Linked DNA regions of Mus musculus: region 2 is linked to region 1. Evidence: chromatin contacts called from ENCODE Hi-C or POLR2A ChIA-PET data. All regions are on one chromosome and are shown on one strand. Each heading gives the region's core, a stretch centred on a gene start or an enhancer-like site at or near the end of the contact. The rest is flanking DNA. Distances are from core to core; before and after follow the strand shown. Region 1 holds the start of Rgmb (repulsive guidance molecule family member B). Region 2 has its middle 86 kb from the start of Gm41533.

Region 1 (4,250 bases), core at 790-3,289:
TGGTTATAGGGTGGCCACTCGTCAAAGCTCCCATGCATCAGGTTAAAGCAGAATTTGGGACGGGACAAAGAAAAACCCAGGGAGGAAGCTAGAACAAATGTGAGGATTATAAAAGTTTTACATTTTAATTAGGAAAAAAAGTGAGATGACTGGAAACTTGAGCAACCCCCAAATCCACCTTGTGTCTTGCCATCTGCATTCTTTCTCTCTTCCCCTTTGTTTTCGAGGAGTGGTGAGAACAGAACAGTGCATCTAAGAGACCCAGCAAAGCATACTACACCATGGGCATGCAATTGGGTAATTAAAACGGATGCCAGAAACGTTAATAGATTCTAAACATGATGCAGTTTCATTTCCCAAATCCTTACATAGTGTCTTAACTGTTCCCCAGGTACTGTATCTCCAAACCCAGAAACCTAACATGAGGGTCTCTGCTTAACAGCTCACCCAGGACAGAGAAGTCTGCAATAAGCTATTTGTGTAACCCATTCCGGAGTAAGGGCTCCCCTGCTGCTCGTTGCTCCACAGTGTTTGAAAATAAGGGGCTGGAATAGCCCAGAGTCCAGCAGCATGTAGCGCCTGGCTTGTACTTACATCATTGTTAACCCTTCTGCACCTGGAAGGGGCTCAGCGGGATCAGGATGCCCCCGAGCTCCGGAACACGCAGGACCTAGGTGTAAGAGAAGAGCCCCAGGGCTCCGTGTGAGCGCTGAGCCCCTGGAGAAAGAGAGAGAGACCACGGAGAGTGCAAGGGGTTGCATCCCCGGCCCCTTGATCCCTAACAGACTCCAGTAGGGCTCGCTTCTGGCTCTCAGGGCTAGAAGCGGCAGGTGCAAAAAGCATTTGGGAGCCGCTTGCCAGTGCTTGGAGGTAATGTGCTTCCTGTCCATTTATCTCAGGAAACCAGCACAGCCTTCCCTTCGAAACAAAATTAACCTCTCATTAGCCAGCCACTCACTCCCAAGAAGGCCTTAAAAGCTTTACCCTCTCACTAATGTATTTAGGCTTTTCTTCCAGGCAAACGAAGCCGAGGCTGTACTAACATCAGCCCCAGGGGTTCCTATGGGCTCCCTCAGGAGCCAGCCAGCCTTTCACCAGTCTAGTTTGGGAAATTGGCCAACACAGGATCCCAGTTTGTAGAAGCAGTCCGACCCAACACCCCTGAACGAACTTCACACCACCCCCGCCCCCACGATAAGTTTGTCTCTGTTTTCTTGGGCTCCTCTCACATTAAAGCTTCAGCTCCATTACCCCCGAGGAATGGGGAAGGGAATGGGGAAACTTCAGTGGCCAGCTGTTCCCAGGTCATAGGAGGCGACTGTCCCTTAGGGGAAGCGTCTACGGAAAGCTGGGGGTTGGGGAGCAGCCTTCCTTAGACTCTAGTCGGTTCCAGGCATTGCAAATTAAACGTGGCCAGGAGCTTTTGGAACGCCAGGGCTTTCTCACCCTGGACCCCACAGCCCGGAGCCTGGCAGATTTATACCACACAGGTGGACCAAGACCTAAACAAAACAGTCCCGGCCGCTGCCTGCTATTCGCCCCCCCCCCACCGTCCTCCGGGCCCACCGCAAACTTCAACAAAATAAACAACTCACCACAGGCATTCCCTTGTCTGCAGCGCGACGCTTGCCAGCTGGGAAAATAAGCCGCAAGCCACGCGGCCGGGGCGCAGGAGGGAGGCCACGCCGCGCCCGCCACTCTGCCCCAGGTGGGCGGCAGGCGGGCGGCTCCACCCGGGGGCCGCTCTCCAGATGCCGGTTCCCGAGTGAGCTCCGGGGCAGTGCTTGCACCCTGCCAGCCAGCGGGGCCTCTCTGTCACCTAGGCGGAGAGGGCGGGGAGACAGGTCCCTCTCCCCAACTTCCTCCAAACTGTTCTCTTCCCACCCCTGCCCCACGGCCACAGAGGCAGACAACCTCTGCAGCGCCGGTCCCCAGTCCACCGCTCTACCCTACTGTCCTGCTGGAGACCCGACGGCAGGGAGCGTGGTACGCCTCTCCCCGTTTCCAGGTCCTGCTCTCTCCTCTCCCGCGGTCCTACACACCGGCTTGCACAAAGGCGCCTTTCACGCCGCCAGCGCCGCCCTCTGCGCCGCCCTCCGGGCCCGCAGCGCTGCCTTTACCCACCCGGCTCATCACGGTCCTGCTGCGGGCTCTGCCTGTTGTCAGCCGGACGCGTGCGGTGTTCGCACTCCGCGCCGCCACGACGGCAACAGACCCCCCTCCCCTCGATTTTTCTCCTCGCTTTTTATAGCTGTCCATCAGTGCCCTCAAAAGCACGTCCCTCCAACTATCCTCTAGGGTCTTCCTACTGCGTGTAACTGTGAAGGAGGTGACAGGGATGGTCCTCTGGACGTGTGCGAGCACAAGAGGGTTATCGTTCCTGTCCACCTGAGGTGCCAATATGACTTGGCTTCACGTCGAGAGAAAGGGTAGAAAGAAACCCCTTAGACCCAAATGAGAAAGTGTATTGTAAAAGAACTGGCTCAGGAAATGTTTCAGGACGACGTCCTTTGCATCCCGTGGAAGGAGATGGGGGAGGGGAGATCGAGCTATGTTCTCCAGGGTGATTCTTTTTTTTTTTTTTTTAATAATACAAAGTAAATTATGATTTTATTGTGAAATTCTCATAGATGGAAAATTAAATTGAATATTTATTCTGTCCATTTTTCAATTTACAATAATCTTACCACTTATTTTTGTACCATGTATTTCAATTGTCTGTTTAGTGAAAAATAAACCTGTAATTTCTGGCTTATTTTTAGTTTAATATTTTATCATTAAAGACCTCCAGGGTGATTCTTGAGCTTCATAGATAGTTAGCGGCAGCTCACTCATTCTAGAACAAGAGTGCGGTTTTGTTTTGTTTTCTTTAGTTAAGACAAAACTCTAAGCATCTGGGCTCAGGTAGTTAGTTAATCCTTATCCTCCCCAGATCGCCTTCTCTCCACTAACCTTTACCTGCAGTTTCTCCATCTAACGGTAGGGGCAGCATAGGGTAGTATAAAAAAGGGCGGGACTTCGAGGGTTTAACTTCTGAACCTTGGGTTCACTATCAAGAAAAATGTGGAAGGTTGAGGACTCAGAACTCCCAGGTTCAGAAATTCAATAACAAAAGACCCCTCGTCATATTCCCTGTCTGGATTTTTGCATTTCATTTTCCGTTATCTTCTCTAAATACCAATCAAATTGGGGAGAAAACCAAACCAAACCAAACCAAACCAAACCAAACAAAAATACCTTGAGTCCGTTTAAGGTGTCTGTAAGATACACTGGAACCTGCTCTATTTGGTATTGAGAACAACAACAACAACAACAACAACAACAACAACAACAAAAGGTGGCGGTGGTGGTGTTGGGCTCAGTTAGTGGTCCTACAGAAACAGGAATTTTAATGTCCCCACTTGTTTTGCCTTTGAAAAGCCACTTGAGCAATCAGCCCAGCAGAGCTTTAATTTAGAAACTAAAGCCTAGTCTCCTGTGTTTTTCCTTCTCCTTCTACCAACACAAAGACAAGCTGCTGCATAGCATAATGTTGAAAACGAGTTCAAAGGAAATCCAGAGAGTCAGCTCAGAAGGCGACTTCTGATGCAGCCCAGTTCTTCACTCCTCTGCACAGCTAGCTAGACTTCACATAAACACAGACACAAATCATCACAATCCCCTTTTCCATAATACTGGCCGATGCAAAAATGGATGCCAATTGTTATGCAAATCGCCTCAGCTTGTATTTATTTAAATGATACATTTAACTTTTCCACAGTCTCGTTTTTTTTTTTTTTTTTTGTCCCACTTTGAAAGCTTGGGCTTTAGTCCCCTCTGTGGTCATCTGTGCCTTATTTCCTTGTAGAGTTTTTGAAATTAATGCACAAAAAGGCTGAAATTTCATGACGTGCTAGTCTGTCTGTCTTTCTTTCTTTCTTTTCTTAGATCATCTGAATTTTCTAATCCTTCTTTACAGGTTACCTAGACCATTTTTGATTAAGAAAACTGTAGAAAGTTGGTAACTGTCACACACAGATGCCGGTTGGTGGCACATGTCAGTTTTCCAGATTTGTGCTTTGTGGGGTATCTGAATACACTGCACCAGGTTATGGTAGATTTTAGTCCACAGGTCGATTTTCCCCCATTTTTTTTAAAAATGTAAACCCTAAAGTATTCTTACAGAATTTTCTACGGTACTTAGAGAATTCTTCAGCTAGGTCAGCCCAGAGTGGGTACGGAGGCTGGGGCTGTTCACCAGTGCTGCCAGG
Region 2 (4,191 bases), core at 599-3,098, 160 kb after region 1:
TGGTTTTGAATACGAACCTTTCTTCCTTTGTAATTTAGAGCTCCTAACTGTCGCTTTCACTCTGACTCTTCCAAGGCTTTCTACAAGCCTTTTGCAAGAAGATCATATGTTTCAAAAGAGGTAACTATTTACTGCTGCTCGCCCAGGTTTCCTGCTGTGGTCAAAGTGATTTGTAAATCACTCTGAGAATGTGCTAGGTTAGTGAGGGTCTACTCTCTGACATTTCCCTCAGATTTTTCTTTGGGGTGGGGTGGGTTCACTGTTTCATCAACATTTGTGTATTGCTTGATGAAGCAGAGGTTGGGCCCCTTGATCCAGTGTTCTGATTAGGGATCCTATACTATAAGCTTTCTGTTCACTTCCTATGTCAGCAGCCATAGCCACATAGTCTCTATATGGTTAGATGGGTTTCTTTTGAGATTTCAAATCTCAACTTTTCTTTTTCTCTGGAGCATGAAAGTTAGGAGTAAGTAAGTGTCATTAAATAGTGCTAGAAAGATTTTAGTTAGTTAATTTTAGTTAGTTAAATTACAATGCTCTTTTGTTTTCTCAGATTTTAGGTGGAGAACTTAAAATCATAACATTTTCCATAACGTTTTCAAACACTTATTTTTTTGAAAGGCTTTTCAGCACATGCACTGCAAACAATAAAACTCAGTCTATGCATTATTCTATTTAGTTTTCCAATGATGTTTCAAAGGAATTTAGCCTTTAAGTCTACAGATCAGTACTCAAAGGAGATTGTCAGCTTTATACAATCTAGATCACCTGTGAAGGCAGTCTCAATGAGGGTTTGTCTAGATCAGGTTGGCCTGTGGGCGTGTGTGTGTGTGTGTGTGTGTGTGTGTGTGTGTGTGTGTGTGTAGTGGGCTACCTTGGTTAAATGAATTGAAGTGGGAAGAACCATCATGAATGTGGGCATCATTTCATGAGCTGGGTCCTGGACTCCGTAAGACGGGAACAGGCAAGCTGAGTACTAGCATGTATGGTCTCATCTCTCTGCTGGACTGCAGATGTGACTGGCCTCTTCAAGTTTCTGCCCCTTTAACTTTCTCGCAACGATATAATATGACCAGGATTGTAAGCTAAAATAAACCCTTTCATCCTAAGTTGGTTCTGTCAGGGCATTTATCATAGCTATTGGAAACGAAACAAGTATTTGATCACTATAGTAATTAAAAATAAGCCAAACTAAAAAATCTTCTGAGCTCTACTTTCAGGTTAAGGAAGACTTCATACTATTGAAAATGTGGACTTTTTCTATAAGTAAGTAAAGCCACAGCATCTTTCACCTTATTTTCTATAAAAACATGTAATAGTCCATTGAAAGGATATAAAAAAGGCAAGATTCACAATCTCTTTCTATCGGATAGGACTGTTCTATGTGTTGGAGGCTTACTAATAGCTTTACTCTTAACCCATATAAGGAAAAGAAAACTCCACAGCTCAGATAGAACTCAGACAGATCTGCTTTCAGCATGTCACTAAACCAGTGTGTAGAAACAAGTAATTAAAAGGACACAAAGCCCTTAATCAATTGCGCACCAGTTATCTTTGATTGCTCTTGCAAAGGACAAATTATGCACAAACTGCTTGCAAGCCTGGAGAAAAAAAAGGTTCCATTATCTTCTTTCTGAAATCACTTCTCTGCAAAGACAAGGACATCCCTATTGCAGACCTCTTGGTTTAATTAAAAGGACACAAACATCAGCTGATGTTGCAGCATATCAAATGTTTCCCTGTCAGTGAGACAGAGTGAATGGAGGAGCGGGGGAGGTTGGCTGGAAGAATTTCTTTTTCATAATGACTGGCCCCTTTCACTTTGACCATCTGTTTTCTCATGGTGAAAAGCCCCATTGCTGGTATCCTGGCATAGCTTTGCATGCCTTTGTGCTTGTGGGACATTCAATCTTGCGTCTGATACATGCTGATCTGTGACACTTCCTAACAAATAAGGCTTTGTTCAAACAAAGAGACTCCCTGATAGGAACTGTAAACTTGGAGCTTGATATCCTAAAGGAAACCCAGGCCATGGGTGAGCTGGCACAGGAAATTCTCTTCAAGGCAGCAGAGCTAGAAGAGGTCACACCCCTGTGCACACTTGCGTTCTTTCAGATCTTCCCAGACCGCCTGCTTTAGACAGGGCAGCTCCAGAGCACAGCTGCATAGGGCTCAGGGAAGAATGCGAGCCATATTCATTACAGGCTGAAGCTAGCTCTTTACAATCATGGCATTTATTTGTGGAGGGTCTTCATTCTGAAATGTGCCCCCACAATCGTTAACCCTTGCAAATCAGTAACCTCATGAGGCCCAAATTTAATCGTGTTCAATAGAACTATTTTAGGACTAATACATTTTTTTTTTTTTTTGGGCATTTTCCTCATCACTAGTTTTCTCTCTGTTTCTATCTTCTTCAACTTTTCTTTCTACTAATTATTTTTAGGTTGGTTTGGGGTTTCCAACTACAAAGTCATCCATCTTTTTTACTGTGATATTTCTTCCTTCCTTCCTTCCTTCCTTCCTTCCTTCCTTCCATCCTTCCTTCCCTCCCTCCCTCCCTCCCTCCCTCCCTCCCTCCCTCCCTCCCTCCCTCCCTCCCTCCCTTCCTCCTCTCTCTCTCTTCCCTCCCTCCCTCTCTCTCCTCTCTCTCTCCTCTTTCTTTCTTTCTTTCTTTCTTTCTCCCATTCTTTCATTCAATATTTGTTCACTGTCTATGGGTATTTGCCTACACGTGTCTCTGTGTACCATGTGTGCACCTGATGCCCAGGGAGGTCAGAAGTCACATCAGATTCCCTAGGACTGGCAATACACAGTTGTGAGCTGCCACAGGAGAAGGAAGGTTTGAGCTTGGTTCTCTCAGTGAGCAGCCAGAGCTCTTAACTGCTGAGCCCTCCCTCCAGCAGTATTATGTGCTATTCCTAGGGCTCCTTACATCTTAGACTTAAGTTAGGGAGAGAAAAATCTATAGTGAGCTGGAAAGGATTGTGGGTTGAGGGAGGTGGTAGAGCAAGCCCCAGCCTAGGAAAAGCAATACTTACTATTGCGGGTTATTATTTAAAGTCACGTTTGAATGTAAGCATCCTTAGAACGTTAAAAAAAATGTACCATTTTCTTTCCTTGGCAAACTCCTCCATATTCACTCAGAGGGTCTTCCATGTCAGCTCTTTGTTCTGGTTTAGGAAAACCAAGTGCTTCTTCCTTGTGTTCCCTCAACATTTTAAGTCAAAACTTGCAAGTAGCATACTACGGAGCCTTTTGTTTTTATAGATATCTCTCCTGTGAGTCATAAGACAGGGATTGCGTATTTATTTGTTAATTTATTATTCATCTTTGTATCTGTCCCACACTTTGAGAAGAACCTGGCCTATACAGGCTCCCACTGATATTATGCTGAATAAGTAGAACTTACTGATTAACTACTAGCACAATTTGGGAGGGAAGAAATAAAGAAATAAGGCAGAAGAGACAAAGCTGATTTAACTTACATCTGTCAAACTTTTCGGGGCTGCATTACACATATTTTGCTTTCTGATTCTTCCCATTCCAATGTTTGGGAGTGTTTGATTCAGGCTTTTTTTTTTTTTTTCTTTTGACTCAGTTTCTCAGATTGCTGAATCAGCACTTTTTGAGTACACAGAAAACACAAGTGATTTCAAAATCTTTGATCATAACTAAATCATTAAAGTTTTTTGTTTTTGTTTTTTTTGTTTTTTTTTGTTTTTGTTTTTTTTGTTTTTTTTTTGTTTGTTTGTTTTTTTGTTTTTTGGTCTAGTATGGTCCCATAGTTGCAGAAAAAAAAACCACATTTGTCTAGCGAACAGTTCATGAAAACATTTCAGGTAGGATACTGAGCTGCAGAAGGGTCAGTTACTTAGAAAGACTTTCAATCTCACTTTTCAACAGGGACCATTGTCTAAACCATTCTCTAATTCTTCTGAACCTTGACTCCTCCAGCTATGGACTGAGAATACTAACAGGTCTCAATGGGGTTTTATGAGGATTAACTAAATACGATTTTAAAACGTTTTTTTGGAATACAATGAGCTACATGAAATAATTAGTATTCATAATTTTGAGAGCAGCTAGGATTTGAAAGGGTAATGGTGTGTGGAAAGCTGCTATTGTGTTGCATTTTTTTAAGGGAATGGGGCAAAGTCTCGTTCATGTCTAATCCCTTCCCCTCACGACTGA

Evidence for each region. A loop is a pair of places that touch in the nucleus more often than their neighbours do. ChIA-PET counts read pairs that join two places held with the same protein, here RNA polymerase II (POLR2A).
Region 2: a map of left cerebral cortex shows a loop between it and region 1 (2.0-fold over the local background). The contact joins the enhancer-like site here to the promoter of Rgmb in region 1. A Hi-C loop is called at or near these places in 1 of 37 maps with a recorded cell type or tissue (left cerebral cortex). POLR2A ChIA-PET finds 5 or more read pairs at or near these places in 1 of 5 experiments (embryonic stem cell).

The regions. Positions count from the first base shown.
Region 1 is chr17:15,829,026-15,833,275 of GRCm38, forward strand. Rgmb (repulsive guidance molecule family member B) reads right to left here and starts at 2,040. Exons shown (of 5, transcript NM_001372257.1): 1 at 1,596-2,040; 2 at 595-670. The coding sequence starts at 599. It also overlaps the pseudogene Gm3292.
Region 2 is chr17:15,992,083-15,996,273 of GRCm38, forward strand. No RefSeq gene overlaps it. Among named protein-coding and RNA genes, the nearest start is that of Gm41533, 86 kb to the left of the region's middle. Within about 2 kb of position 1,849, at least 1 of the 3 ENCODE cell types and tissues checked has a DNase peak (open chromatin) inside an H3K27ac peak, as active enhancers do.